4 separate regions of the Mus musculus genome follow, and regions 2, 3 and 4 are each linked to region 1. Evidence: chromatin loops called from intact Hi-C (ENCODE). Cell type or tissue: left cerebral cortex. All regions are shown on one strand. Region 1 holds the start of Shisa9 (shisa family member 9). Region 2 overlaps Shisa9 (shisa family member 9). Region 3 has its middle 97 kb from the start of Ercc4. Region 4 holds the start of Ercc4 (excision repair cross-complementing rodent repair deficiency, complementation group 4).

Region 1 (8,000 bases):
AGGGATTAGAACCTGGATGTCTATCAGGGAGCTAGTATTCACCACTACTCTGCTTTTCCACATCCCAGTCATACTAAATGTACCCCTGCCATGTTTCTAATAGAATACCCTGTTTCTCCTACCACAGAGCTATGGGTTGAATATGGTGAGTCTCCCACATGAGTTGAATATTCTGTCTACAACTGGTAGGACTGTTGGGAGTGGTTCTAGAAACTCTAGGAAGTGAAATTTAGCTGGAGGAAGTGGACCACTGGGAGGCAGGACTTTGAAAGTTGCCATCTCATCCTCTGCTTCATGAAAGATCTTCTGTCACATGATCCTGCTACAGTGATGCTCTACTCAAGGGCCTGGAGCAAATAATCATGACATTTCTGAAATAGTGAGCAAAATAAATCTCTTCTCGTTGAGTTTATTCGTGTTTGTGCACACATGCACTTGGAGTTGACATTAAGTGTCCTCCTTAATTACTCCGCATCTTAGTTCTGGAGACCCTGAAGCTCACTGACTGTGCTAGGCTGACTGAGCAGCAAGCCCAAGGAGTCTTTCCATCTCTGTCTGTCCAACACTGGAAATGCAGGCACACATCTTCATGCCCAGTTTCTATGTGGGAATCTGAACTCAGATTCTCTAGCTCACAGGGTTTACTCACCGAGTCATCTTTCCAGCCCTTAATTTGTTAATGTGAGGCATCTTCTCTCACTGATGAGAAAGCTAACATACAGCATCTGCTTCATATAGCACAGTTGTCTCTTCTGGCCCAGGACTGACTATATATTCAGCACTCTTTCTTTCTCAGGGTGTACAAGAATACTACATTTCCCAGGCTCCTTTGTTCTCAGATTTGTGTCCCGTGACTGAGTTTAGATAATGGAATATGATGAGAAGGATGCCTTCCACTTCCAGAGTGGAAAGCAAAGTGTCTCGCTTGACTCTTCATGCTCTTGCCTTCTTCTGTGTAGCTGGAAGTGGCTTTAGGACGGTGTAGTCACCATTTGTTGTGTTAAGCCACCGAGAGTTTGGAGGTGCCTACTGTGACACATGACTTAGGTTGACGAACACATATGGCTGTATCTTACCACGAGTTCATCTCCAATCCCTAGCACAGCTCTGGGTGCTAAGTAAGCATTCAGCAAAGGCGTGAAGGAAGGGAAGGGGTGGGGAGGAGAAAGTAGAGGATGGAGAAGAGGAGAGCAAGGGAGGGAAGTGGATAGGAGAGGGCAGGATTGAAAGAAAGGGGAGGTACGTGGAACTGAAGTCTTGATAAATGTTTACAGAGAATTAGATGAATTTGGTGGCCTGGGAGAAGTTAAAGCACTGTGGCATCCAAGACCCCTTATCTACCTCTACACACACACACACACACACACACACAGACACACACACACACAGACACACACACAGACACACACACACAGACACACACACACAGACACACACACACACACACACAGACACACACACACACACACACACACAGAGAGAGAGAGAGAGAGAGAGAGAGAGAGAGAGAGAGAGAGAGAGAGAGCAGTACTTGAAGATGATACCCTCTGGCCTCCTCATATATATGGCTGTTCACACTTGCCCACCTATGGATGTGCCCAAAAAGACATTAAAAAGAACTTAGAAAACAACCATACATTTATATAAACTCTGTTAAACACAATACTTGTTAATTTATGCTACTTTCCACAGGCAGTGAACCACAGCATGAGTGCAGTGTACAGCAACCCAAAGCAGTTACTCTCTGGCACATCCTGTCAGACTTAGCTCCGTCTTTTAAGGGAGCCATGGACACCCCCCCCCCACACACACACACATCAGCACTGTGCTTTGAGCTTGTGTTAACTGCAGCTGGTCTTGCTGTGCCCCTGAGAATGCTGTCATGCAGTCACTGATGGCCACTCCGATGTCACCAGCCCAGGGATACCCGTTTTATAAAAAAAAAAAAAAAGTCTCTAAAAACTAGCAGAAAAAGTAATGGGGTTCATCACGTCTATTTTTTATTCAGATTCTGGATCTTGCTAATCCTCTCCCACATACTGTTTTTCTATGGACCTATATAAGCCTGACCCTCATTTCTGCCTGGGTTCGGCTATGCTACTGTGCCCCAAGCAAAGTGTTGGGCATTTTGACAAAGAATTGCTCCGAAGCTGGGTGTGTACGTGCACTATGCAATCCCTGCCCTGGGAGGTTGAGGCAGGAGGAACATAAGCCCAAAGCCAACTTGAACTACACAGTGAATCCCTGCCTCCCCCCACCATCTCTTCAAATTTCAGAAGGTATCTGCAGGGCCTCAAGCTAAGTGTGGGCTCCCTTTGAGCACAGAGGTCCACCTCAGGAAGCTGGCCCTGGCTCTGTATTGCATGCCTCCACTCTAGAGCCTGTGTGCTGCTGGAGGGGAAAGGCCTCCTTGAGCTCTATGTAGCTGAGATATCTTGCAGCTCCTCCATGGTAAAGAGCCCTCTTTAAATACATGAGAGTCTCCACTCACAGTGCCTAGCGCTATACAAAGTGTAGATCTAGGATCTGGACATTCTTGGAGAGAGATATCACAGTTTGTTTGTTTGTTTTCTTTTTTTAAAGTAGGGTCTTGCTGTACAGTTCAGGCTGCACTCGTGATCCTGCTTCAGCCTGCTGAGTGGGGGGTTGCAGTCACGTACCACCACACCTGGGTCAGAGCGGCATCATTATCTGTCTGGGAGAAAACCAAAGGTTGAGAAACTTAACTTGAAGGCAAGAGCTTAGAGCCAGCCAGAGCTAACACTGAAACCTTTGCTCACTGGCCCCCACACAAATCACTTCAAACTTTGAAAGACTTCCAGCCAGAAAGTGCTGGGATTTAAACATAAGCCTAACACCGCAATCATGGTATTTAATTGGTTTTAATTTTGACCCCCAGTTGACATTTGGCAATATCCATGAAAATTTTAGTTGTTACAAGGAGGTGAAGGCATGGTGGTATGGTGTCTGGTGGGTGAGGGTAAAATATACTGCCAAATGTTCCACAGTGCCCCGGGCGCCCTCAGGACACAGGTGTGGCACTAAGTGTAGACAAGCCTGGCATAGAGGTACCCTTCTCCAGCTTCAGGTCTCGGTGCTGGACAGTACACTTTCTTTTCCTTGCTGTAAACACCACTCTGTGTTTATTTTCCTTAAATTGACTTTACGTTAGTGAATTTAAAAGAACCAACTACACTTTAACACTTCTACCTATGGATTCATCTGGAGGATGTGCTTTTTAAAAAGATGCTTATGGAAACAAGTAAGACACCATTGATAAGTGAGATACCTGTGGAGGGGCCCCATCGTCAGTGCGGGGAGCCATGCTATTGACCTACTTCAGCTCTTTGAAGCTTCTTTATCTCTGCAGACACAGAGGACAAAATCCATCAAATATGTGTTTCTGGAGCAGGCAAGGCTTGCTACCATTTGCCTCTGTGTCATCGCTTCCTTTTCCCCCCTCAAGGCTAACAGTTGCTTGGAAACCTCTTTGAAACCTTAAAAGCCATCTGATGAAGAAGATGAACAAACAACTCATTCGGGGAAGGGCCACTGTGCCCATAATTTAATTTGTTGCATGGCTTATAAACACTGGTTTCAAGGTAGTCCCAGGCAGCCCAGACCCTTCCTTAATTGTTAGCTAGTACGATCGCATGCTTGTTGTGGTAGGTACCGCAGCCTGAAAAATTGAGGCCAGAGTAAAGGAGGTTCTTCTTTAGATATTAAAAAAGGCCTGAGCTGTAATTCTATAGCATCCTCATCTCTTTCACAGAAAAAAAAGCTTTCATAAAGGGCCACAATTTTCCCTGGGTGTGTTCAAGTGAATTTGTTTCTGTAGGGGTTTGGGGAAGAGATCCAATATGATTTTTCCTCGTCTATGGACTTGCCAGCTGTTTCAGTGAGCAACTTTAGAACCTGCCCCTACCCCCAACATAGAAAGAAGCCTTAAAAGAAATATACTTTTGGTCCTGTGTCCTGAACCTATCAGGGGGTAGTGGCTATACAATAACTTGATATGAAAATGGGCATTTTTATCCCTCCAAAGAGTGAAAAGAACAAAGATGATTTTCCTAAATATTTCTCAAAGGCTTGGCACATGGGCTGGAGCAATCCTAGCAGGCACAGGCAGAGCCACTGCAGATAGTAAGGGAACTGAATCAGGGGAAAGCTCCTGGGGAACAGGAGGAGGCTTAGGATTCTTCCAGGAAAAGCAGGCAGGGTGGATCTCAGTCTGCTTCCTTCTGAAGCAAAGCTCCTGCAGTTTTCTTCCCGCAAACAGGGGGCAGTCTCTGTTAATTAAAGCCGGAGAGCCTTGTGCAGAGACCAAAGGCAGATCCAGAAGTGGACTTTCCTATTCATCTTTTGTGTAAGGGTATTTAAAAAAATCATGTTTCAAAGTCTCTTAAACCCCCCAAATCTTGAAATTGTGTGTGTGTGTGTATGTGTAAAACCTACTTTTTTTCTATGAGGTCGCTCATTGTAAAGGATGCCTTGACTCTGGCTGGTGAGCACCGAGGAGGTGTTGAAGCAGGGTTGGAAATGGCAGAAAACTACATTAGTAGTTGGAAAGCTTATTCTGGCCTTGGCTTTACCACTTGCTAGCTAGAGCTCACAACTTCTTGGATCCTAGGAAGCCTGCTGGAAGGTCCCTCCCACAAGCCCAAGTATCTCCCAACCTCAGGGAAGACGGGATGCTAGAAAGCACCCTGCGTGCTCTGGGCATTCCTTTCCTCTTTTTTGTCCCAGATCGAACAATTTCTTAAAGATCTCTTTCTAACCCCTTCATGTCTCTCTCCCTCTCTCTCTCTCTTTCTGGATAGGCATATTCCCATGGGTGCAGGTGTGCACACACATGTGTAGCTGTGTGTGCTGAGGCCAAATGACAACCTCAAGTGTCATTCCTCAAGAACTTAATTTTTAAAAGATTTATCTTTTTATGTGTTTGTGTGAATTTATGTGAAGCAAGTGCATGTGGGTTCCGGTGCAGGCCAGAGAGTGCCATGTACCAGTACTGGAGCTGTAGGAAACTGTAAATCAGCTGATTTGGGTGCTGAGTCCTCTGTAAGTACAGTAAGGGCTCCTAACTGCTCAGCCATCTCTCCAGCACCCCATCCCTTTGTCAGGAGATCCCCCTCAGTAGGTTAAGACAGCTGGCCCAAGTGTCCCAGGGGTCTGCCTGTGTCCTCTCCCCCAGCTATGTGATTCTAAGTATGTGCCACCACACTCTGCTTCCTCATGTAGGTTTGAGGGGGTAAACTCAGGTCCTCTTGCTTTCATGACAAGTAATTTCATGATTCATAACTTGTTAAAAATCTTAATTAACTAAACACCTAGCTAACATACTTCACAATTCGTTTTTGTCTGTGTGCCTGGGAACACAGATTATCAAGGCCATTTTAGTCATGTTATTTACATGGCAGTGCTTGGAGACATTAAAGATAGAAACACGTAATCAAAGGTGGGGTGCATGTCTGTTAGGAAGGGACAGGAAGTGGCCAGTCACAGACTCTGGAAGCATAGTTCCTGGGTAAAATGTCAATAGCTTTCACTCCACAAACTCCCTGGGTAGCTTTCTCATTGCTTTGAGGCTCAGTTTCTCTCATTGCTATTGGGAAGATAATATTAACCAAGAAGCAGAGAATTAAGGGAGCCCCTGAGCTCACTGATTCCTCTACAAGACCCCAGGTTGTCTGGTACTCAGTAGTTATTGATTTTTAATAAAAGCAAGCTTAGGGATTGTGCTATAACTCACAGAGAAATGTCAGCTGCCATCAGCTCCCACACCAATGTTTATGGGATGGACAAGGTGGTAGCAGTTGTGGGTTGCCAGTATGACAAATATGCCTCCCACCCTATTTGCAGGGTCCTATGGTGAGGAAGCTGGTTGGCAGTTCTCTTTCCTTTTCACAGTGGGGGATGGGTTGGAGTACATTCTACTGCAGTCAGTCTTGGCTCTAAGACCTGGTGTGGTTTACCAAGGTGGCCCTGGGCTGCATTTGTAAATCTTCTTTCATCAAAGGGAGGGGGAGTTTAGCCAAACCCTTTGATTTGGAAAAAACTTGCCACACAGTCTTAATAAATCCTCTCATAAATTATCAATTAAGAGGATCCCAGCAGACCATTTTACATGTGGCCCAACTTCGTGGTCCTTTGAAAATTTCCCCCAAGAGTCCTGCAGCTGAAACCAAACAAGAGGAGAGGGAACAGAAAACATTGCTTCCTCTGTGATTCACCCAGCCTACTGCAAAGAGCATACTCAGTTAATACAATTAAAAAACAAAACGCCAGGGCGTGTGGGGATATAAATTTAGCTTAGCAGCTTTGATGTGAATCCTGATTTAGGGGCTATTGAAATCAAATTCAAGTAGAGGGCAGGAAGAAATAGGAGAAATGGTCGAGGGCTTATGGAGGGCTGGGAGGAATCAGTCAGGAGAAAGGAAGAGAGAACAAATTTGGAAAGGTTGAGAAGAGATGCTGGGAGCCAAGGAAACAACCTCGGTGAGGATGTCGGGGAAGGGGGGCTCCGTGGGGACAGGGGACAGCCTGCTCTGGAGACTGTCGCGCGGGCTGCAGAAACGAGTGGCTGAGGATGAGTGCCCAGGCCTTGCGCTGCGCCAAAACTGCCAGCGCAGAGGCGGCGCCGCTGTGTGCCCTCCTGTGGAGCTCAGCGTTCGCTGCGGGGGCGAAGAGGGACAGAAAGCGGCAGGTCCTAAGGGCTAGGGGAGTTCTTAGGAGAGCCCTTCCAGGGTGAGCCATTGCCTTCGCTTTGTCCGCTGACCGCCTCGCCAGACCACCCAGCTTTTAATATGAGTTCCCAAGCCCCTGTTCTGGGGTGCTTACCACAGCCCAAGGGGTTTGACACCTAACCCACCTTCCCAGTTCCAGCCTCTTCTCTGTTCAGGGACTCGAACCATCCCAGGCTCGCGCCAGGCATGAGGTCGCATCCCCGGAAAGGGCAAGGCAGTTCCTGCACGCCCGGGAGGAGGAGGGAGATCTTGTCTACACTGCTTCTAGTGTGTCTTGGAGTGAGCAAGCCATCTAATCTGTCCCGATTCTCCTAGTCACCCCTTCCCTGATCGACAGATTGCAATCGCAGCTCCTGCGCACGCACCCCTAGGGGGGGAAATCGAGGGCGGAACCACCTCTGAGTCTTTGCTTGGGGTGAGGAGCACCTTTCTCCCCGAGAGGGTGCCAGAGGTCCCGGCCGTGGTTCTTTCCACCTGCCGAGAAATCAGAGCTGTTCTTTCGAGCCTGGCAGCGGTGGAGCTTGCTGCTTTTGCCCGAGCTCTCTCTGCACGCCCCCTATTCGCCCCCGCCCGCCCGAGTCACCTCTTTACGCGCCCCCGCCCCTTTCGAGCTAGCGCTCACCACCACCCCTCCTCTATCCGCCCTCCTCCCCTTCCCCCTTCCCTCTGGCCCTCCCTTCATTCCACAAGTGTCGCTTCTCTCTCTCTCTCCAGCGCACTTGGCGTGCTAGAGAGGTGAAGAGCATCCTGCGAGCGAGCGGACGTGGGGAGCCGAGTCCCGGGTGGCGGGTGGAAGGGAGTTACGGACACAGCGACTCTCTCCTGTTTTCCACCCCCGCCTCCCCCGGTGGCCAGCAGGACCTGCACCCCGCGCTGGCCCCCGCTCCTGCTCCGTCCCCGCCCGGCCCCGGCGCGCTCCTCCCCGGCCGGCCCCCTTCCTCGGCGCGCGTCGCGCTGGAGGCGAACGCAGTCTGAGCCGAGCGCAGTGGCCGCCGACCACCGAGCGCCCCGCGCCGCCTCCCTGCATGTGCGGCCAGCGGCGGCCCGCAGCCCCCGCCAGCAGCCTCGGCAGCTTCGGCCGCGCGTCCAGAGGCGGCGGTAGCGGCTCCAGCGGCGGCCGAGCGCTCCAGCCCGGGTTGGGAGACACGATGCGCCGAGTCCTTCGGCTGCTTCTCGGCTGCTTCCTCACCGAGCTGTGTGCCCGCATGTGCCGGGCGCAGGAGCGATCTGGGCACGGGCAGCTAGCGCAACTGG
Region 2 (8,000 bases), 220 kb after region 1:
TTCCCTGTACCCCTAATCCCTCCTGGACTTTTAATATGAAGGGGTATTGGATTTTGACAAAGGCCTTTTCTTTTCTTGATCATCTCTAGTGAGATGATCATGTGGTATTTTTGTTTTTCACTTTGTTTATGTGGTACTTTTACATTGTTGATTTCAGTTTCCATGAGTTTGTAAGCTTTTCTGTTGTATCTACTGTTGTTGATATTCAGTTTTAGTCCATTGTGGTTAGATAGGATGCATGGTGTTACTTCAATTTTTTTTTTTTTTATTTATCTGTTGAGGCTTGATCTTTGGAAAAAGTTTCATGAGGTGCTTACAAGAAGATATATATTTTTTTCTGCTGAGGTGAAATGTTCTGTAATTATGTTAGGTCCATTTGGTTTACAAAATCTGTTACTACAGCATTTCTCTGGATTCAGTTTAGTTTTTGTCTGGATAATGTCTATTGGCAATTGTGTGGAATTGAAGTCTCTCACTATCAGGATGTGAGAGTCAATGTGATTTAAGCTTATAGTAGTGTTTCTTTTATGAACTTGGGTGCCCTTGTGTTTGGGAGATAGATGTTAAAAATTAAAATGGCCTCTTGGTTGATTTTTTTTTCCTTGATGAGTACATAGTGTCCTTTTCTATCTCTTCTGATCAATTTTGCGTTGAAGTCTACTTTGTCAGATACTAGAATGACTACACCAGCTTGCTTCTTAGGTTCATTTGCTTGGAATATCTTTTTTTCCACATTTTTACCCTGAGGTGATGTCTATCCTTGATATTAAAATGTACTTCTTGGATCCAGCAGAAAGATGGATCCTGTTTTTGTTTGTTTGTTTTGATTGTTTCTTCGTTTGATCTTTTAGTCTGTGTCCTTTTATTGCGGATTGTGACTATTTATGTTGAAAGATATTAATGAGCAGTGTTTGTTGATTCCTGCTATTTTGTTGTGGTGGTGGTGATGGTGGAGGTGGTGGTGGTGGTGGTAGTGGTGGTGGTGGTGGTGGTGGTGGTGGTGGTGGTGGTAGAGGTGGAAGTGGAGGAGGTGGTGGTTATGATGTGTGTGTTTGTGTGTGTGTGTGTTTTTAGTCTTCACTTGCTTGTCTGGGATTGTTTATTTCCTGTCTTTTCTTGAGTATGGTTAACTTTTTTAGATTGGAGCTTTCCTTCTAGTTCTTGCTACAGAATAGATTCATTAATAGATATTGCTTAAATTTGGTTTTATCACGGAATGTCTTATTTTTTCCATCTATTGTGATTGAAAGTTTTGCTGGGTATGATAGTCTAGGCTGGCAACTATGATATCTTAGAATCTGCAGCACATCTGTCCAGGCCCTTCTGGCTTTTAGAGTTTCCATTGAGAAGGAAATTCTAAAATGCCTGCCTTTATATGTTACTTGGTCATTTTGCCTTGCAGCTTTTATATTTGTTCTTTGTTCTGTACATTTAATGTTTAGATTATTATGTGGCAAAGGGAATTTCTTTTTTTTTTTTTCTGGTCTAGTCTATTTGGTGATGTATGTGTTTCCTATATCTTTATAGTCATCTCCTTCATTAGGTTAGGGAAATTTTCTTCTATGGTTTTATTGAAAATATATTCTGTGCCTTTGACCTGTTTCTTCTTCTCACTCTATTCCTATTATTCTTTGATTTTTATCTTTTCATAGTGTCCCAGATTTCCTGGATGTTTTATGCCAGGAGTTTCTAGATTTAACTTTTTTTGATCTAGGTCTCCGTTTCTCTATTGTGTCTTCAGTGCCTTAGGTTCTCTCTTTTACCTCCTTTGTTTTGTTGGCCAGGCTTCTGAAGTTCCTACTTACATCCCTACAGTTTTCATTTTCACATTGCACTCCGTTTGCATTTTCTTTATTGATTCTATTTCAATGTTCAGGTCTTGGACATTTCCTTCTATTGTTTGTTTTCACAGATTTCTTTAAGGGACTTATAAACTTCCTATTTAAGGACCTCTATTATACTCATAAAGGCTATTTTAAGGTCATTGTCTTGTGCCTCAGCTATGTTTTGGTATTCCAGGCCTGTTGTGGTAGAGTTGCTGAGCTCTAGTGGGAAGATATTGTCCTGCTTGTCATCCATTGTGTTTTTATGCTGATGTCTGGGAAGATTGTACTTCTAGGTGATAAAATCTTATCTTTTCTTTGTTGGGTAGATGTTTTGTTCCTTGGTTTCTGTTGCTCTCCCACCTCCTAGGAGAGTGTGTTGGCTGGTAGGAAACTTTTCTAGAATCCTGATAACTGTGGACACTATAGTTTCTAGGAAAATGACTTCTTAGGTTTTGGGAGCTGACACTTAGAAATTGAGATTGGCTAGGAGACAGGGCTGAGGGGGTCCATAGGAGGGGGAAAGTGGTGTGTCCCACAGGATTTGCTTAGTCCCCTGGGAGTGGGAGCAGAGAGTGGAGAGAGGCTACAACAGCTAGTCTGTTACAGAGCTGGGGAGGAGTAGGGGTTGGACACAGAGGAGATGGGGGAGAATGAGCATTGGCTTGCCTATCTGCTTCACTGGCCTACTTGTTAGGCTTGTTTGAGGGTTCCCAGACAAAGCCTGGTGGAGTCGGGGGGAGGGGCCTAGAATAACAGAATGGAGGGGAGGTAGGGGAAGATGTATATAATCAGCCAAGTGGGGGCAGGGGGAGGCTGAAGCAGATGGTCTTCTACAGTGAGACCAGGGGATTGGAACTGAGTGAGAGGAGAGGGTCTGCAGTGCTTCTCTGGCTGGAGTGGCCTACTAGTCTCTGGGGCATGCCAGCTGGAGTTAGGAGCTGGAATAGAGTAATGATTGGGGAGAAGGAAGTTTGGATCTATGTGATCTACTATAGAGGTGACTGATGTGGGGGGAGGCTGCAGCAGGTGCTATTCTACAGAGCTGGGGTGTCCTTAAGACTGGAGCATTACATATGGTGAGAGAGAGAGAGAGAGAGAGAGAGAGCAGCCTATCAGCCTACCTGCTTCTTTGACTAGAGTCACCCTGAATTTTATTAACCATTATGGGAGAGAATAAGTTGAGCCTTAAGCTTTAAGATTTCCTCTCGAGGTAAGTTCCTGCTTTGCTTTGGTTTGGTTTTACTTCTGATAATTCTGCCTCTAGACCAGAACACAAGAGAGGCTCATAAGTGCCAAGAAATGCTACTTGACCTAAGTACTTTGTGTCTGACCAAAGGAGTAATTAGAAGCTGGGGTCCCATGAAAACAGATGAGAATAATGGTTTAATATCCTGTTGAATACCTTCAGATACTTTTCCATAAATAACTTGAGGGCTTCAAGGAAGGTCTAGAATGGTGTTTTTTGTTTGTTTGGTTGGTTTTTTTGTTTTGGTTTTGGTTTTTGGTTTTTGAGACAGGGTTTCTCTGTATAGCCCTGGCTGTCCTGGAACTCACTTTGTAGACCAGGCTGGCCTCGAACTCAGAAACCCGCTTGCCTCTGCCTCCCGAGTGCTGGGATCAAAGGCGTGTGCCACCATACCTGGCAGTCTAGAATGTTTTAAGCATCAGGAAAGGACATTAACAACTCTGTTCATTTTTCTTGATATCAGACATTGTGTGTATGTGAGTGTGTGTGTGATGCACACACGCGCATCTTTGTAATCCTTCCAACTTACACCGCACATCTTCCTCTCCTAGCTATTCTGCCCACACTGTAGCACATTACAAACACTTACATACTCACATACTCAGCTCCATTCAAGCACATAATCTTCACACTCACTAAAATACACTTCACACTCACATCTACAAGAGGATGTGCTCTATGTTCACATGGCCTTTGCACATGCCTACAAACACCTTAATGCTACATCATCATCCCCCATAGCATTACCCCTACCCCAACACAAAGAAACGCATGTGTTTTAGCCACAAGTATATATAACACACCTGTGACAAAGCTTTCTCACCCACAAAATAGATACACCTGGTATTCACATATCCTTCAAAGTCAAATTCATGCTCATGCCAATACCAAATCACTACAGCAAACCTCAGATCACCTTTATTCTATATTTTTGTCTGTCTGTTATCTGTATCTATATTTACACACACACTCCCTATACACGCACATGTCCTCATTCACCCACCTACACACCACATTCTCATTCACACACACATAATTCCCTCTCCCCGCCCCTCACAGATATCATATTCATTTTCTTGAGATCCTAATTCAACAGTGAAATTTGCCTGAGGCCACATACAATCAAAGTCCAGGAAAACACACACACACACACACACACACACACACACACACACACACACACACACACATTGTGTGTGTGTGTGTATTCTAAAGCTTAAAAAGTTTATGAGGAAACAAATTTTTTTTGCCTATTTTTAGCTCCCCAAGGTTTTAAATATGTCCTTAGTCCCCGTTCAAGCAGCTTCTGGCATTATGTAACTCCAGCAGCTCTGACTCCTGACGTCAGTGCCCGCTTACTCCAGTGATGGTGACTGACTGGCTTATGGAAGTGCGACACCCTTTTCTCCCCACCCCTTCCATCAGAGCAGCAGGTGCAGGCGTCCTAGAAGAGGTGGAGAGGGAAAGTTACTGCTGTGCTTAAGAGGTGGAATGTGGGGGATGGGGGAGGTGTGCTTTTAGCTGGAGTTCTGAGGCTCCTTGTACATTGAACCCTGCTTAGTAAATACTGAAGAGCAGACTGGTATGTGAAAAATTATCTAGGCCTGGCCCTTGCCTCTTCACACCTTATTTATTTATTTATTTATTTATTTATTTATTGACAAGATCTCCATATGTAGCCCGCGCTGGCCTTGAACTTATGACGCCCTTGCCCCAGCCTCCAAAGTTCTGAGATTGCAGCTGTGGTGTCCCACCAGCTTGCATGTTTTCTGGACAGGAGACAAATGTTTGGGGGAAAGGAGAACTCGCATCTCTGTGTATGCTACAGTTCTGAGCCTGAGGCTGAAGGGCAGCTGAGGATAGCGCTTAGGGAGAGAGAGAGAGAGAGAGAGAGAGAGAGAGAGAGAGAGAGAGAGAGAGAGAGAGAGAGTATGTGTGTGTGTGTGTGTGTGTCTGAGAGAGAGAGAGAGAGAGAGAGAGAGAGAGAGAGAGAGACTATGAGAGATACTACATCATTACATGCAGTTCTGTGCTGGGGCTTTATTGCTGACATCTACTACAAACTCGCAGCTGTAAGAGCAGATGCAGTGGCTTCATGTGGCCATAGCTCACATCCTCCTGCAAACACATCAATGCTACATTCTACAGCATCCACCTACCCAACCGCCAGGACCCACAGTGTTAGCCACCGAATTCCTGGTATTTCAGAACCCACCCAGCAGCAGGGATAGAGGTTCTCCTGTATTAGCAGGTAGGGAGTGCTATAGGGTTGATTTAAGCTCATGGAGTCTGTGTATCTGAGATTACTTAACAGCTCCCTCATCCATTAGCTCCTTGAGTGACTTTACTTCTCTGAACCTTTATCTCTTTTAAAGTGGGCATTGCTGCAAAGTTTTAAAGAGATGTCCATGAGTGGGCTCAGTGTAGTGCATAGAAAGTGCTAGAGAGTCATTATCTTTGCTCTCTTTTGGAGGCCAAGCTTGTTTGTTGATGTCAGTTCTTCCACTCTGGCCACAGTTGACTTCTATGAAAGCCTGTTCTCATAGCTTTCGTTTGAGGGCCACGTGCTACTCTTTACCCGTCTTTTTGACTTTTAAGCAGGTCCCAGATAGCTGCATCTGTCTGTGTTATGTCTTTCCTTATGCTCTCCTGTTGTCTTCACCCTTGTCAATTGAACCAGCTTCTGCTCACCTTGTAATGCTGGGCTCAGGCATCACCTTTCATGATATTCCACCCCAGAGTTAGGGTGCATTTAAAAAAAAATATGGTCTCAGTACCAAAGATCATGCATGGTAGGCAAATACTCTTATTGCTGTCTTAGCTCACCATGCTCTGTATTGCCCCCCACCCCCACAGTGTTCTCTCTTATACAGTGGTCCCCTTCTCCTAAGCCCATCTTCCAACATTCAGCTAACTTGGTTTCCTTGGAAGCTGCCAAAAGGAGGAAGTGCTAAGGAACAGGACTCCCAGCAACCTGGGTGACATCAGGCTACACCAAGCTTTGCTACCCAACTGCAGTCTGTGGACCATCTTCATCATGGGTGGAGACTTGTCAGAGATGCATATTTCCATCCTACCCCAATCCTAAATCCCAGAATACGAATTTTAATAATGACAGGATTCATTTTGGGAAGAGCTATGTCCTGGGATCTCCTCCCAGTCCCTGATAGTGACAGACAGGCTGACAAGTCAGGTGCACTCATGATCATGGATGAGACTGCCCAGGTAGGTAAGTAATATAAGTTGTCACTGGACTCTAGTCTCAACCTGCCTTCATTATATCCCCAAATGATCCCTTTTCATTTTACCACGTCCTCAATCTGAAATAGTCTCTCAAACTCTGACTCACATTTTTCCCTAAGGGAGAGCTAGCATACTTGGGTTGCTTTATTTCTGATTATTACTTACTTGACTTGCATGCATATTTTATTTTTTATATTATTGTTAACATGAAGAGGAAGCCCTATAAAAGAGCCAGTCTGAAATGGGATGCACTCCCTTCCCCTTTCAGTGAATCTCATCCTCTCTCCCTTTGGTGGCACAACAGCAAGCTTGCCTGCTTCTTGTGGTCACATGACCATAAAGCTTCTGCCTCTGTAGCCTACTTGTTTTGCTGGCATCTTTATATATCTCACCCACCCAGACATATCACCTCAAATCCCCTCAATTAGTAACTGTTGCTACTGTTTTTATATAAAGCACATCTCCAAATTTACATGGCTGCATAATTAAACCTTTACAAACAGTTGAACCAAATGCATTTTAGATGCTTATAAACTCACCAGAAGCATTTCTCTCATTCAGAAAAACAGATCCTGCATACCAGCACATACCACTTGAAGCCCATCCGATATGACAAGAGAAGGGTGTGACTAAGCTGGCACTTAGTAGGTCTCCACATGACAATCTTCTTTAGCAAATAAACATATAGGACCTGTTTTAAAATCATTGTTTCCTGGTGGCTTCTGGAACATAGTAGAGTTCAATTGGGTTTTGAATGAATAAATGCACAGAAATAGTTATCAGTTCTGTGGATGTTGTTTTCTGGATCAGTGTGACTCCCTAGACTAAACAGTAAAAGAAGAAAGATTAGGAAGAAAACAAAACAGGACTATGATTTCATGCATATCATCATGCTAGCTTCAACAATAGAAGCCTGAAAATACCCACAGCTTTCCAGAAGAAATACCCCACTCACTGGAAACAAATTCTGCCTGAGCTTTTTATTCCAGACTCACCTTCTGTCCCCTGCCAATAAATCTACTGTCCTCTGTGTGAGCTGAGAGGGCCTGCCCATACATGTACATCTCTAATCTTGGTGGCTTTCTCTGCTTTTTGTTCCATTCACTGTTGTGTCTGACTAATAGGTCCGATGGACTACCAAGGGCAGAGTCCACCTGTGGATAAATGGAGCCAATACAGGGTCAGATTTATACTAGTCCCTGTGTGACAGGACATGCTAGAGTACCAGATTTCAGGAGGCCAGCAGATGCTAGAACTAGAAGTGTACTTTCAGTGTACCTTGTCACTGAAAATATTGGACGTCAACCATTTTCAACTACTGGGTTACTCCAGTCAAAAAAGTGCAAAGGCCTAGAAAAAATTTCAGCCCTATCATGGAACACTATGTTTATTCTGAAGTCTTTGGGAGGATGGAAAACCAGTTTGAAGGATTAATTAAGATTTCGTCAGGAGAAAAAAGAATGCATGTCTTGGTAGATACAGTAATCTCAAAGTCATCTTTGTCCTGACTATTACTGTGGGACTACAAGCAGGTTGTGTTACACAGCAAGGAAGAATCAAAGTTGCAGAGAAAATGAAGACTGCAGACTAACCCAGTTTAAATAAGGAGATTAACCTGGGTTATAACGATAGGCCAATTGAATCACAAAGATCTTTTCTTTGTAGAAACAGATGGGAGGATATCC
Region 3 (8,000 bases), 1.0 Mb after region 1:
TTCAATCTTGTTTACAACAAACAGAAAGCTATGGATTAATGATGGGTGCCAGGATTGAGCCAGCCACACCACAACTAGAAACAGTTTTTTCCAGTACACAATCTCACAGTGTGATTAAATACCCTGCAACACTCTTGGATTAAAGGTGTGTGCTAGAGCTGAGCCCCACCACAACTAGAGACAAGCTTTTCCAGTATATAATCTTGGAGTTCACAGTGTGATCAAATATCCTGTAACATTTCTTCCTTTTGATGTAAATAAAAGATTTTTTCTCAAAATCAATAAATTATATACTCTCTGGTAAAAATTACATTCACAATATCCAGTTCTTTTGTATTTGGCAACCTTCCAGAAAGCACACTACTGTCTATCCTATCTTGGCGAGTCCAAATTTCTGTACCTAAATCACTTTCTATCGAAACTTGCATTTATCAACCTAAAAATATCTTCTTAGACCTTAAAACATTTTATTAAATTCTAAATAACTTAACCTTAACTATGAGACTATAACTATCCACCCTTCAACCCCATCAGAGACCTGAGAAGGATAAAGATTCTCTGAGTAAGCAGGAAGTGCAGAGTAACCAGTTTCTAAAACTATAGACATGACAGAGACTGCTGGCTGCCTGCTCAGTCACCCAAGGTTGCAAGTCTGCAAAGCTGGAGGAGCCATCTCCTCAGCCAAGTGGCCCAGAATATCTGACTGACTTTTCTGTGTAGCAGGAACTATGAAGGGCTTGACTATCTTTTCCTAGCAGTTGACTTTCTTTGTGTCCTGCTTGGACACATACTGTCAGCAGTTGAGGGAAGGCAGGGGTGTTTGTTTGTTTGTTTGTTTGTTTGTTTTGGCCTGTGGCTACCATTGCCAATTTGAAAAAAACCTCCAAATGGAGGTTGTTCAGTGTCCATCATCTTCCTTAAAGTAGTATGAAGGTGCTGCAGGAGCAGACATGTCTCACTGTCAAAAGTCTTTTACTATTAAAACATCTTCAGAGAGCATATTCTGTAGATCTCTGAGGTTTTGAAGACTATCTATCTATCACATATCTGAATAGGTGAATGTTGCTTGTTTTGAGATATTTACTATCTGTTCAACTTTGGAAACATATTTCTGTAATAAACTAGACTAGTATCTAAACCTTGAGTTTGATTATCTAACTATTAACCGGCATTTCTTAACTACCCTAAGCAGTTCATAATAGCTTTCAAAAAGACTAAAACTTAACATTGAATTTTTGTTGTTGTTGTTACTGTTTTTGTTTTTCAAGGCAAGGTTTCTCTGTATAGCCCTGGCTGTCCTGGAACTCACTCTGTAGACCAGGTTGGCCTCAAACTCAGAAATCTGCCTGCCTCTGCCTCCCGAGTGCTGGGATTAAAGGTGTGCGCCACCACACCCGGCTAACATTGAATTTTTTAAATTACATGCTAAAATCCCTCACAAGGATTTGAAACATATATACAATATATTATAACAAAATATAACCTTGCTGGGCAGTGGTTATATATATATATATATATATATATATATATATATATATATCCTTAATTTTTTACCAATATACAAAAAAAAATCTATATCAATGTAACCAAACATGACACCAATTCTGTATCATTATACAAAGATCTATACCAATGTAAGATTTTTGGCTAGTAGTAGCTCTATAGTTTAAGAGTTGACTCAGTAATCTACCCTTTCTTCCTATTATTCCTATATTCCCTTTTTTGTCTAAATAAAAAAAGGAAAGATTTTAACTCTAACACAGTAAAACTATTTACAATAATGGAGCTATTTCTACCAAGCTTTCTACAATGTCCCACTTGGTTGTATTTGGCACTCTTAAGATTAAGTCATTCTCATATGAGCTCAGAAATTTTAATGTCCTGAGCAGTTTGTATTCCAAAGTTGATCTTTGGGTGCCATTTTTCAGCTTGACAGCAATCCTGGTCAGGTAGAACACAGCAGCCAACCCAAAGGTGTCCCGTGTTTGCACAGAACATAGCAGCAGAAGAGGTATGGTGCAGTTTTGTTCAGGGATGGCGTTACCTCAGTTCAGGTGGATTCGTCATTGCAGGGCCCCATCGTCTTCTTGGAAACTTAAAAGGTTACTTTTAGGAATGGTAGAGAGCCTAAATATTTTAAATGCCATTTTCAGTATACCTCAGAAATATTTGAGGAGCACAATAACCTGAAAACACATTCAGGAAGGTAGATGAGGCTTATTTTTAGAATTATTTAATAGTCTGTGTTACTACTAGTATCATGAAAGAAAGTTTACATACATACATAATAATCTGATACACTTCGAGATAATATTTATGCCTTCAGAAAAGTCTCAGAGGATCAAATAAAAACGAAAAGATTATGAGATTAGTTCCACCAGCAACAGGGGAAAGGCCAAGTTAGGAAAAGCCTAGGGACCTGATCTCTAACAGCTCTCCTTATCACGGCCACTCTGGAATAAGCTGTCCACTCTCAGGGTGCTTCTCCCCGTGACAATGAAGGTAATCAGGCTTCCTGTTTGGGCAGGCTCCCTACTCACATGATTCTAATTTGTGGCAAGTTGACTTGAATGACAACCATAATAATTATAACTTATTTATAGTTTGTGTTTGTCGATTCTTTAATTTTATAACAGGACAGGGATGTTGGACCCTGAGGCAAATGCCCATCTATTGCCTCTGACTTACAGGAAAATATCTTTTTGGTCTCTAAGATAAGACTCTAGAAAAACTCTTCAGGAAAACTTAGATCTTTGTTAAGTTTTCTCCAACCTCAAGCTCTTCTCCAGGCTGGGAACGGTCCCCATGATCATAACATTTAGCACAGTATTTTAAAGTTGCCTGTTTTTTGTCTACATGTGAGGCTTTGTGGAGGTGAGACTCATACCATCCCCTGCCCCCTGCCCTGGCCATCAGACCAGTTCTCTCAGCCCGGGATGGTCTCCTCTATCCAGCTCATTCCAGTGCCAGGCCACTTCAGAAAGCTCTATAGCGCTTGCCTGAGCTGACTTCCTCCTGAATTCTTCCCAAACTCCTCAGACCAAATATGCTTGTTTAGTGCCTCCAATGCACCTTGCAAGAGTATAATTTTTAGACCTCTGTGCTCCTGAGACGCTGGAATTCAGCTTAAACTGAGTTATGCCAGTGCGCCAACATTGCAGTGAGTGGCCATAGCCTTCGCTTGATTCTGCCTTGTGTTTTGCTTGTTTCGCTGCCTGTGTGTCCTCATTTTTGCCCGGTACCTGTACTCCACCCTTGAGGACCCTTGTGCAATAGGTCATAGCAGAACTTCTAGCATAATCTTTATCCTCAGAAATCCTGGGAACCCTGACTTCACCCTGTTTTCCAGTTCCATTTCCATACTGAGAAGTCTCTGGGACACTCAGGATCTCAGGAGCTGCCACAGTGGTTTTCTCATCTCAATTCCACACACGCACCTCCAAGTAAGACCAGTATGTTTAATACTTTTAAAACAATATATGTGTATTTTAAGGGTGTGCTTAAATGAACAGTAAATTATACATGTGGGTCTGACTGTAAGCACAGGGTTTTCACTGAAACACTCAACATCAGAATCAACCTAAATGTCCACCAAGAGTGGCCTGCTCGAACAGTATACATTTTAACCACACAGTGGAATTTTAAGCAGCCATTAAAATTGATGAGATATTTCTAAATTTGTTGACCCAGAAAGAAGACCATGGCAGAATGTTGAGTGAAAAAGCAGGTTAGCCAGCAGTCAGAATATGATCTCATTTACATAACAGCATGTGTGGGTACTGAGTGTGTGGGTGTGAGTATGCACGTGAGAGTGTGTGCAGATGTGAGAACCCTGTTAAGTGTGGGCCCATAGGAGTGCATGTAAGGGGCGGGGGTGTGTATGAGAGAGGGGGGGACGGGGGAAGAAAGGGAGAGAGATGGGGGAAAATATGCAGGTGTACTTAGAAATACTGAGGATATCAGAATGTTGCAATGACATTATTGGTTCTGCGTAGTGGGAGTTTCAAAGTCTTTTCGTGTATATACAGGCTGTGAGCTGTGGCTTTATAATGTGCACACATAATTCTACACGGGAGGTAGGGTGCTCTTTCTCAGTTTTGAAACTTTCAAGGGAAGTCTGAAACAGCCACAGGAAAACTTCACCCTCTCACCTTAGTGTTGGGAAAGAAAAAAGGGTCAGGAGCTGGCTAGCACAGCTGCTTTTTGTACATATTTTTTTGCCTGCAGCCAACAGTCAGTCAGTCCTTAGGCTTAAAAGAATCTCCATCAGCATACCGCTCACCAAGTCCTCAGCTCAACAGAGCCCTCTTTCTGGTCCCCAGTTGGACAGACCCTGTCCTGGTCCCCAACTGGACAGCTACCCTACCCCATGCCACCCCAGCTGGGGCATTTCCCACTCCCTAGATGCCTCTTTGCCTGTACAGAGTAAAAAATTTTGAAAAGTATTTGGAGATTTCTAGAAGGATCTGTGGTCAGTTGATCATTTGACCCATGAATCGCCCACCAGAACTCAGCAATTCTTATAAAGGAAAGCATTCAATTGTGGCTATGCTACAGTTCATAGGTTTCGTACTTTATCATCATGATGAAAAGCATGGCAGTATGCCAGCAGACATGATGCTGCAGAAAGGGGCTAAGAGCTCTACGTCTTGACCTAAAGGCAACAGGAAGTGAACTGGTTTGAGCTTCTGAGACCTCAAAACCCACCCCCTTTAATAAAACCCCGCCTACTCCAACAAGGCCACATCTCCTAATAGTGCCATTCTCTATGAACCAAGCAAACACTTGAGTCTATGGGAGCCGTTCCTATGTTCCTATGTTCCTATTCAAAACATCACAAGGTGACCCATCTTACTACCTCATACCTCAGTAGAACAGGAACCATAAGGAGGATAGCAAGTGGAGTCAAGCTCCCACCAATAGAGCAAGACACAGTCATCACTTGCATTAAAATATGAACTTCTCAAACACACAACTGTGGGGAGCCGCCCTCACATTCGCCACTACAAGATGGCGCTGACATCCTGTGTTCTAAGTAGTAAACAAATAATCTGCGCATGTGCCGGGGTAGTTCTCCACTCCATGTGCTCTGCCTTCCCCATGACGACAACTCGGCCGATGGGCTGCAGCCAATCAGGGAGCGACACGTCCTAGGCGGAGGATAATTCTCCTTAGAAGGGACGGGGTTTTGCCATTCTCGCTCTTGCTCCTGAAGAAGTAAGCAATAAAGCTTTTGCCGCAGAAGATTCCGGTTGTCCTGAGCGTGTTCTTGCCGGTGGAACAAAAGCTTGGGCAATACACAACCATGTGTGCTTCATGGTTTGGTTTGGGTCATGACTCACCCTTCTATAAAAAGTAATTGCCTTGCTAGATTAATTTCACTTTGCTAGTGTGCTTCTTTGTGTGACACTAAGAATATTCTTTCCCGACACCAATGATTCCATATTCTCTTGGATACTTCCCAGCTTCCTCTGCAGTGGGCCATGTGGCTATTGCCAGCCAATAGACTCTGAGTGTCCACTTGTGGGGCTTGTGGAGTTATTACACGTCCTTGTCCTTCTTTATACTCTTCTTAATAGGTTCAGGCAGCTCAATGGCCTCAAATTTCACCAGTGACACAGAGCAGGTGGCTCAATCTGCATGACATTTGGGAAATAAGTGGGGATTTCCTTGGGGAGGGGGCGCAATCGAGTGACTCAGCAGCAGGAGTGCACCTGCACAAACACCAGGCAGAGGAAGTGACCCGGCTATGCAGATAGAATTTGGGTTAAAGGTTTCTTTTGTTTTGCTTTGCTTTGTGTACCTTGGAGACTTAGCATATTTGCTGCTGTCTATTTCTTCATATTCAATGGCTGGGATTCCTAACTTTTAATTGAAACTCCTCAGCTTATTGTTCCCTGTCTCCTCCTTGGAGCAGCTAATGACCAGTAAACAAATCCACAAGGGCCCAGCCTAACTTTGGTTTACACAACACTTTCTGAAATGCTGAAAAAGCCCCTGCTTCAGGAAGGATGCAGTTCCTGAGCTTGCCTTGCTGATCGGTGGCCTCCCACTGCTGCAACTGAGGCTTTCCCTTTGCTCTCAACTGTGCTGAGAACCGGGCTACTTGGAACTGCTTGGTGAGAAGGGCTGATTCAACCTATCCCCTCCAATGCCCAGACCGCGCTTCAAGTAAGGCGTTAGAGATCCCTAGCAGCCTGCACCCAAAGTCCATTCATCCTCATCCGCAAACAGCCAGCTTAAGCGGCCTCTGTGGGAGCTTTAACCCAGAGACAGGGCTAATTAATTTCAGGTTTAATAAAATTTAATTAGGTTTACATTTCAAACCCTTCGTGCTTGTCCTTGAGGGGCTGATGCTGGTTTGGTGCTCAGTGTCTTTTTTCGTAACAGTTCCAGAAGTGATCGGTGGGATCAAAGAGAGGAGCGAGCACATGGGTAGGGAGTCAAGTCCCCACCCAGGACCTAAAAAAAAATGCTTTCAACCTCAATCACAGAGCAAGGCAGCCCTTTGCATCATCTACCACAGCAGTGAAAGGGGAGCAGAGGCTCTTGTAGAAAAAGGGCTGAGACACTCGGAAAAACACTCAGAAGGTCTGAATGAAGCTGAGTCTGGGGACAATTGAATTCACACTGAGATCATGAAGAGTGTGCGGGCGTGAGCTGGATCTGAGCTCCAATCCCAGATCTGTTTCTTACCTCAGTTTCCTCTTCTGTGAAATGAGTAACATCATTCCCTCCGCATAATGGGAAGGACTTAGAGATAACCTGTGCGGGATGTTGATGCTGCTTTTGAGCACAGTTCTGTCTTCTCTGCTTCCCTTCCTTTCCTTTTGTTCTCCAAGGTGTTTCAAGCATCAAGCTCAAATCCATCCTGTGTTCTACTTCTGGGAAAACACAGACTAGCATCTTCACTATTTCCCCTGTCCCTCAAGAAACATTAAAAGGTGAATAGATAAGCAAAATGTGATCTGTCCGTTAGTGAGATTACTTTTCAGTCATAAAGGAGGAGGAGGAGGCCAGAGAGGAGGAGGAAGAGAACAGGAAGGAGGAAGACAAGGAGGAGGAGGAAGAGGACAGGGAGGAGGAAGACAGGGAGGAAGAAGACAGGAAGGAGGAAGACAGGGAGGAAGAGGGTAAGAAGGGGGAAAACAGGGAGGAGGAGGAAGACAGAAAGGAGGTGGAGAGGGAAGAAGAGGAAGAGGACAGAGAGGAGGAAAAGTAAGAGGTGGCAGGAACATTGATACAGGCTTCAGTGTGAACATCCTTTGAAAGAGTTCAGACACAAAAGGTCACTTATAATACAATTTTATTATATGAAATATATCATAATGAAAGAAGTGAATGGTGGGTGACTAGGGCTGACAGTCAGGACTAATGTTCAGAAATTGTGTTTATTGATCAATAACCTATAATTACTATAACAAAAATCTTTGAAATGAACATCTTATAAGGAGGAAAGGTTCTAGACTCACAGTTTTAAAGCTTCCTGGTCATATTGTTCTGGCAGGAGTGTATGGCACACAAGGTCTGTTCACCACATGTAGGCTAGGCAGCAAAGAGAGAGGGGGTAGATGAGATTGGGCTCCAACATTCCTTCCCACCCTCCCAGCAGCCCGGATTCTAAGTCAGCTCCACTCCATAAAGTCTCTACAACAGCAGTTCTCAGGTGGTTCTCTGTGGGCTCACTACCCCCTTGAGGGTTGATTGACCCTCTCACAGGGATTGCATATCAGACATGCTGCATACCAGATATTTGCTTTACAATTCTTAATAGTAGCAAAATTACAGTTATGAAGTAGCAACATAATAACTTTGTGTTTGGGGGTCACCCAACAGGAAGAACTGTATTAAAGAGTAACAGCGTCTGGAAGATTAAGAATCTCTAGTGTAGAACCTCCAAACAGCACCACATACTGACAACCAAACCTTCCAACACAGGTATCTGGGAACACTCCAGATCCAACTTACAGCACTGCTTAATGGGTAGAGAGTTTTGTTTT
Region 4 (8,000 bases), 1.1 Mb after region 1:
TCTAGAATTTTCAGCCCTATCTTAATCACTTGATAACATGTGAAAAAGAACAAAAGGGCTCCTAACACCAGAAAAAATTCAAGGCCAAACATACTCACTGGTACTCTCGTTCCCCAGCTGAAAAGTTCTGAATTCATACAGTTGAATCCTTCTTAACAGTCTGCTTTACGGGAACCTTTATCACCGTCGTTCCCCAGCTGATGAGTTCTGAATTCGGCAGTTGAATCCTTCTCAACAGTCTGTGTTACGGGAACCTTTATAAACGTGATCCGCAGTTCTGGTTCCGGAATGAGGGATCTTCCCTGCGCCAGTCCGGAGTTTTTTCTCGTCTCGGGTTTTCGGCACCAATTGTTATTCGACGCGTTCTCACGACCGGCCAGGAAGAACACAACACCCAGAATCTTCTACGGCAAAGCTTTATTGCTTACATCTTATGGGGCCAGAGTGTAAGAAGCAAGAGAGAGAGAAAACGAAACCCCTTTCCTCTTTAAAGAGAACAACAATTGCCTCGGACGCATCACTCCCTGATTGGCTGCAGCCCATGGCCGAGCTGACGTTCACGGGAAAAACAGAGTACAAGTAGTCGTAAATACCCTTGGCTCATGCGCAGATTATTTGTTTACCAACTTAGAACACAGGATGTCAGCGCCATCTTGTGACGGCGAATGTGGGGGCGGCTTCCCACACTTTCTTCAGTATATATTAGATATCGGTCCCTTTCCACATTCATATTCAGACTTTAATAGCTCTCTGATAGTCTGCTTACTAGGGGTGCATGAAAATTTTTCAAGTACTCTCGTGATTGGACAATTAGGAATGTTCAAGAAATAACCAGAGTTCACATAATTAGAGGATCAACAGACTTCTTCATACACTAGCTCTTTAGAAGAACACAGGGCAAGGATTTGCCTGCTTTGCTCCCTGATAAGACCTAGCACTACTACAGAACCTGACACATTGTATGCTCAATTAACATTCATTGGAAGAGGGAATACTCCATGTGAATTTACACGTCTCTATGGCTACTGTGTGCACATGCGTGCATTTACCCATATGTTCATGTATATGTACTGTGTACCCATACATGTGGAGACCAGAGGTCCACTTTGAGTGTCAGTTCTCAGGCACTGTCCACATTGGTTGTTTTTTTCCAATTACATGCATTTATTTACAAAAGGTGTGAGCCATAGCACACTGTGGAAGTCAGAGAACAGCTTTCGGGAGTTGATTCTCTCCTTCCAGCATGTTAATTCCTGAGATCAAACTCAGGTCAGCAGGCTTAGATGCCAAACATCTCTACCAGCTAAGCCATCATGACAGCTACCTTGTGTTCGAGATATGCTCTCTCACTGGCCCGGTCAGCAAGCCCCAGGGAGTGTCACTGTCTCCCAGGAACAAAGCTGCAGTCTCCAGTGCAATCTCTCGCCTGGATTCTAGGGACCACACACAGGTACCCAGGCTTTCACAGTAAGCGCTTCCTCCGCTGAGCTACACCCCTGTCACTCTGTATACGCCTGAATTTTCAATAAACCTTGACCTTCTAAAATAACCTCTCCCTCGAACGGTCCTATCTGCAGTTTTATTCATTTGCTTGCTTGTTTGTTTGTTTGGATAAGCGGAGAACTTCATCTTCAAAGTTCAGTGTGGTCAAAATAAGAAAAGCGTGTACATCCCTTTCCCATTATTGCTGCAACAAAGCACCATAAACACAGAGGTTTAAAATAACAAAAATGCAACGTCCCCCAACAGTGGGTTGTTGGGGGTGGCTGGGATACGTCTTGGCTTCCCAAGGGAGAACGCAGGAGTTCCTCAGCTCCTCAACGCTCTGTTCCTGGCACTTTCTACCTCATTCTGACCTTAGTTTCTCCTTCACAGTCCCCTTTGAAGCTAAGTCCCCTGCCTCTCCTTTGCCCCTAAGCACATCTTTATGATTATATTGGGCATACCTGGATAAGTCAATATCATTTCTCCATCTCAAGAGTTTAGCTCAATGACATCTGTGAAGTCTCCTTTGCCATGAAAAATAATAGGTTCTGGGAATTCAATCTTTGGGTTGCATTATTCTGCCTGCCACAACCTGGGAGGAATCACCCACACACCCACACACCCACCTCTGAATGTGTGCTGAGTAACTACTTACTGTACCCTGAACCAACGCTAAGAAACATACCATCCAGCTCTGTGGCCTTGCCTGATTATATAACCGGCTTGTTGAACTGCAGGCATTATCTCCTGGCTCCCAGACATGCTGCGCGGAAAGCGTCTGCAGGCATCTCTGTCCACTTCAGGAAGATGCAGAAATTATTAGATGCTCTTTTAACTGTGACTAGACAGAAGGAAAACGCTGGAAGAAGCAGAGGAGAGAGAGAAAACAAATCCACTTGCAGCGGCTGATGTGAAGGGAGATTGGTAAACGGGAAGGCAATGTAATGAAGGTCGAGCAAACTCAAATAAATGTGTCCTTTTTCTCCCACTAATCGTCCATTCGAGAAACGTACCTTGAGGGTTTGAGTGAACTTCTGTATGAACTAAGCTAGTGAAATGCTATGTTGCGTGCTGGTGGGAGGAGTGGGAGCCAACTAAACGTTCTCCAGTAACTAGACAAGTATATGCCTCCACATTACAGAAAACCCAGCCACATAAAGGACAGAGATTTAGGGAAAATTTGTGACGGAACTCAGGATCTACCACTAAGTTACATCCTAACACCCTTTATATTTGTGCTGGAGGTCTCCATCTCTAGCTCAGGCTGGCCTTGAATTTACTTCAACAAGTGAGATAGCCTGTCCCACCTGGAGAAACCAAAAATCTGGTTTCGAATCTTGGTTGTTTATTATTTCATATAATTAAGCAGGCAAGCAGCCGCACAAACTGAGCAGCGGCAGAGGGTAGGGGGCACGCAAAAGTATGTTGTTAACCATGGTTATTCCTGAGTAATGGAACAATCCTATTTTGCCTTCATTTGTATTTCGTATGGGCTGAAAATAAAGGGGAATGGAGAATTCTGAGAGAGAATGCCTCCTAGATTGCTTACCTGGAGGTTTTTTTAGGTAGTTACAAACACGACCCAAGATGTCCCTCTAGTGGAAGGAACGCGGCTGCAACTGGCACCTGATGGAGGCTTTGTAAAATAACTTACTGAGTTCAAGACCTTTGCAAACAAGAGACTGAAACTCATAAGGTATTGTGCTTATTAAAAATTTTCAAGGCGGGGAGGGGGAGGAATACTTGCAAAAGTAGAGACAAAACCCTCACACTAGGAAAACGATGTCGATTCTGGATGCACTTGGAATACTGACAGCAACATTCTGAACTGTCGGTATTGGAGGATTACGCGGATTAGACTTCTCTGTTTGCATTTTGTTAGTTTATGCCTAGGTCTAGAGAGCCAAAGGATGGGGAACCTAAACACACGCGCGCGCACGCGCGCTAACGCTTTCTGCGCCTCTCGGCTGAGTTCGGGTAGACCTGCCCTGGGCTCGGGCACATTCCGGCCACACTTGTCCCCGCCTCGATTCCTTTTCGGCTACAATCGGTTGGCTCTCTTGAACTCGGCTCCCTTCGGCTACATCCGGCCTCTCTCAGTCGGCCATTGCAGTTACATCTGTTCTGCGCTCCTTCGGCCCTGGCGTCTCTCCCTGCGTTCGGCCAGCGTTCGGCTGGACTCGGCTCTTTCCGTCAGCGTGCGGCCGCGGTCCCGGAAGGGCGCCCATGGAGCCAGGCCTGTCGGGCGAACGGCGGAGTATGGCGCCGCTGTTGGAGTACGAGAGGCAGCAGGTGCTGGAACTGCTCGACAGCGACGGGCTGGTGGTGTGTGCCCGCGGACTCGGCACCGACCGGCTCCTCTACCATTTCCTGCGGCTTCACTGCCACCCGGCCTGCCTGGTGCTGGTGCTCAACACGCAGCCGGCCGAGGAGGTGCGACTGCGGGATGGGTAGACCCAAGGGTTTGGGGGACATCCGATGCGAGATCGGCGCGGTAGGAACGCGGAGCTGTACGGTTGCAGGGACTCCGAGCCCATGCAGATCTTAAACAGGGCACGAAAGGGAATGAATTAAGATCCCAGGGGGGAGATGCGGGGCACCTACACAGTTCCAAGTCGCTGCGAAGGAGGGAAGGGAACCCCAGGGAAATTGAAGTGGCTGCCACGACAAGGGAGGGCATTGAGTGAGGGTCCTGGAAGGAGATCCTGGACTCTGACACTGCGGGATGACTGCCAAGTATAGAATGCATCCCAAGAAAGTCTTGGGTTCCTCTATTGACATGGGAGAGCATTGAATACAGGGCCCAGACACAGTTTGAGGACACTGAGAATACGGGTCCCACACACTCCTTAACACTGAAAAGGAGAGGGGCGAGTAGGCTACACATTGAGGTAGAGTAGTGGATTGAATTGCACTGCAAAGGAGAGACGGTATCAGAATCTGGGTAGGAATAGTGTTTGAGTTTGAAGTTGGATATAAGGGTGTTTGGAGGACAGAGTGTGGTCCCTAAAAGGACAATGACGAGGATGATAGGGTCTCTGAGAGTTATTACTTTCTAGTAGAAAAGGAGACCTTGAGACTTAACAAAAGAAGAGGGATTAGGGAAATGGGGGTGGGGGTGCAGAAGTTAAAGCTAAGGGAGCGATCAATCTGGGTTACAGAGAACAGGTGATCCTGAGGACAGTGGAATGAGACATGCCTTGCTGCGGATGTTGAGAGATGTGGACATAGCCTAGCATGATGAATCTGATGATCCCCTAGGTGTAGTGGCCAGGAAGAAAATGTCAGCTGAGAAGAGTCACTAACAACTCCTTTAAAGGCTGAGGCCCTGTTGGATTCCCCAGGAATCTACAGTGCTTGGCATGGTACTTTGTGCAATGTAAGATGCCCAGAAAAGTGGCATTAGACTGAGAGACTAATGGGCCATTGGACCTATGGACATTCTGGCATCTCTCTAGGAAGTATCAATACTGATCTAACAGTCTAAAGTGTTGTCTGCAGAGAGGAATCCCTTGTCTCAAAACCCGACTTTGGCTGGAAGTAGTTTCTAGGTAGTAGAAAACTTTTTTTAAAGATTTTTTTTAATAATTTATTTATTTATTATATGTAAGTACATTGTAGCTGTCTTCAGACATTCCAGAAGAGGGAGTCAGATCTCATTATGGATGGTTGTGAGCCACCATGTGGTTGCTGGGATTTGAACTCAGGATCTTCGGAAGAGTAGAAAACTTTTAACCCAAAGTTTTAAAAGGTTCTGTGGCTTGGTGTTGAAATGGAAATAATGACTGGAGCACAATTATTTCTTAATATAAACTCCAAAGCACAACTTAACCTTACAAAACAAAACCTTAATTAAAGTGACCTGATTGACTGATGGGTATAAAAGAATAACTTAGTTTGCATGTTTGCTGTGATGTTCATAAGCTCTGAGAATGGAGACATCATTTTAAATCCCTATAGCCTATTTTAAAACTTCCCTGCCCTGTACTAAGCAGCTTACTAATGAGTTTAATTTGATTTAGGAATATTTTATCAATCAGTTGAAGATAGAAGGAGTTGAACATCTCCCTCGACGAGTGACAAATGAAATCGCAAGTAACAGTCGCTATGAAGTCTACACGCAGGGTGGTATTATATTTGCAACAAGCCGAATACTCGTGGTTGATTTCTTGACAGGTAGAATACCTTCAGATTTAATAACTGGTAAGAATTTGAAATCTTTCTTATCTACAATGTGAACATTTTTATTTTTGTCTGTCTCCTCTGCTAAACGTTCTGCTTTTGTTACTCAGTATTGTAGCTAAGCTGTTGACACACTACCTGACAAGTCGAGAGGTTCAGCAAATGTTGATGACATGAATAAGTATGGCTACATGTCACTTAACACTGAGAATCTATGATTTAGCTATTGTATGAAGGCCTTAGCGCTTACCGACAAAATCCCGCATGGGTGGCCTGGAGAGGTGGATCGGAGATTAAGAAGGTGCACTGCTCTTGCAGAATTCTAAAGCTTAGTTCCCAGCACCCATGTAAGGTAGCTCACAACTGCCCATAATTCCAACTCCAGGGCATCCGATTCCCTCTTTGGCCCTCTGAGAGCACTGGACTCCACCTGCACAACACCCCCCACCCCATCACACATGCACAAACATATATGCATAATTTTTAAGGTAAAAATAAATGTAAAAAATCCTAAATGTTACAGCTCAATTAGACATTGACCTCTTGATATAACCAAGAAACATAGTAAACAGAGCTGTTTGGGCCTGATGTCGCCATTAACACGGCGTACTGTTTTACAATTGGTTTGTTTTTATAAGTAGAAGGGAGACTTCCAAAATAAGGAAGGAAAGTACAGTATAGTAAATTAACTATATAGCCATTTAACACGTTACTGAGTATTATGTACATTGCACATAATTGTGCATGTTGTATGCTGAATAACTAGTGGTATATTTGTGCTAGATATTTTTAATTTTTGTTTTTTATGTTCAGGAACCTTTTGCCTGTGTTTATGTCTATGCACCACACATGTCTGGTACCTGCAGAAGTTAAAAGAGGTTAGATTCTGGAACTAGAGTTATAGATGGTTGTAAGCTACCATGTAGGTACTGGGAATCAAGCCTTGGTCCTCTGAAAGAATACATAATTTTAACCATGGAGCCCTCTCTCTAGCCACAATATTAGTATTGGCGTACAAACCCAGAAAGGGCCGTGCTCTTACAGAGGTCTACCCACTGTATTATGGGTATTTTAACCTTACAGGTTGAAGCACCATTATGCAGTGTGTGTTTATATATAAGATGTGGCTCCTTGTTTCCCAGTCTGACTTTCAGGAATATTGTAGTTGACAGGCATTTGCCCTTTGGATATAGCCAGACTTGATGTGCTTATCAAACTCTTCATAAATCTCTAAGTAAATTTGCTTTCCTTCCTTTTCCCATCATTTAAATTAAACTAAATAGTTACTTAATACTTCAGAGGGGAAAGGTGAGAGATAATTTCAGCTAGGAGTAGTGTAGAAGCAATTGATTTTCATATCATTTGTCTCTTCAGAAATCTCTGATTGCCCTGTAGCTAATATAAGAGCCCTGCCAGTCTGCCATTAAACTCCCCTGTGCCTCTCTGCCCAGAACACTCAAAACACTTCATTACACTTGCCTGCTTCCATCTGGCTCACCCGTAAGCTGTGTACCAGCAGCACTTGTTCACCTCAGGATGAATAGTCAGTATGTGTCGGTAACGCTTGCTTGATGGCTGCTGGTGAGCTGCATGTACAGTGCTCAGTGGTGAGTGTTCTCATGGAAGGAAACATATTCACACACTTCCCATTCCATGTACCTGATTGGCTGAATCAGGTTTGCTCAGTCTTGTCTAGCATTTTTCATTGCCTTAGATAGCGTCTTGAGCATCACAGACAGTTGACCTGACTTTGGGGGCTAACACCCACTCATACAAGATCCTTAATTTTCCTGAACTTCATCTTTCTCAGTTTTCCAATTTCTATATTGAAAATAGATCCTTCTCTCATATAATACATCCCAACTGCAGTTTCTCCTCCTTCCACTCCTCCTAGTGGATCCCCAGATCCACTCCCTCTCTGTTTCTTCTTCAGAAAAATCAGGTGTAAGACACCACGCTTGGTCAGTGGTACTTAGTTCGAGATGTCCCAGAATGAGACACCAAGATCGATGCAAAAGCAAGAGGTTTATTTTCTGGCGCATCGGGATCAACCCTCAACTTTGAGGGGAGTGATGAGAAGATGACCCCAATGGCTATTACAAGCAGTTTTTATACTTTCTAGGGGTACAGGTTACATCCACAAGGTTACAGTTCAAACTTATTGGCTAAGCATATTGATCTTTAAAACTATTGGCTAGCAAGCATGACACGAATTTCAACTCTACTTGGGATTTTCCAATACATTCGGAGATTTTTTTTTTTTTTTTTTACTCAAGAATGTTCCTGTAGGTGGAGAATGGAACTTGGCCTAGCCTTGACCCCAGGTGGGAGGG

Evidence for each region. Hi-C counts contacts between places; a loop is a spot of excess contacts. Peaks named below come from ENCODE experiments on the same cell type or tissue, not always from the same donor. Only the 100,000 strongest peaks of a DNase experiment are listed, where the experiment ranks them.
Region 2: a loop joins it to region 1, with 4 times the contacts of the local background. A loop is called at or near these places in 15 of 42 quality-filtered maps.
Region 3: it touches region 1 in a loop (4-fold over the local background); 6 of 42 quality-filtered maps call a loop at or near these places.
Region 4: a loop joins it to region 1, with 6 times the contacts of the local background. A loop is called at or near these places in 4 of 42 quality-filtered maps.

What each region holds. Positions count from the first base shown.
Region 1 is chr16:11,976,687-11,984,686 of GRCm38, forward strand. Shisa9 (shisa family member 9) reads left to right here and starts at 7,427. Exons shown (of 5, transcript NM_028277.2): 1 at 7,427-8,000. The coding sequence starts at 7,895. Gm32278 (predicted gene, 32278) reads right to left here and starts at 7,059. Exons shown (of 2, transcript NR_155455.1): 1 at 6,872-7,059; 2 at 1,979-2,695. In left cerebral cortex, CTCF peaks have their summits at 4,270, 6,649 (motif pointing left), 7,197 and 7,827; DNase peaks (open chromatin) are centred at 4,269, 6,663, 7,081, 7,582 and 1 more place; H3K4me3 peaks cover 1,746 bases; H3K27ac peaks cover 1,652 bases.
Region 2 is chr16:12,193,357-12,201,356 of GRCm38, forward strand. The region is part of intron 2 of Shisa9 (shisa family member 9); the gene reads left to right. Among named protein-coding and RNA genes, the nearest start is that of Shisa9, 210 kb to the left of the region's middle. In left cerebral cortex, no CTCF peak of the experiment used is centred here; DNase peaks (open chromatin) are centred at 3,714, 4,046, 4,448 and 6,696; H3K27ac peaks cover 321 bases.
Region 3 is chr16:13,008,409-13,016,408 of GRCm38, forward strand. No RefSeq gene overlaps it. Among named protein-coding and RNA genes, the nearest start is that of Ercc4, 97 kb to the right of the region's middle. In left cerebral cortex, no CTCF peak of the experiment used is centred here; a DNase peak (open chromatin) is centred at 3,782.
Region 4 is chr16:13,106,224-13,114,223 of GRCm38, forward strand. It overlaps Ercc4 (excision repair cross-complementing rodent repair deficiency, complementation group 4), which reads left to right and starts at 3,513. Exons shown (of 11, transcript NM_015769.2): 1 at 3,513-3,918; 2 at 5,508-5,688. The coding sequence starts at 3,712. In left cerebral cortex, a CTCF peak has its summit at 3,097; DNase peaks (open chromatin) are centred at 2,154, 2,564, 3,134 and 3,619; H3K4me3 peaks cover 1,866 bases; H3K27ac peaks cover 1,698 bases.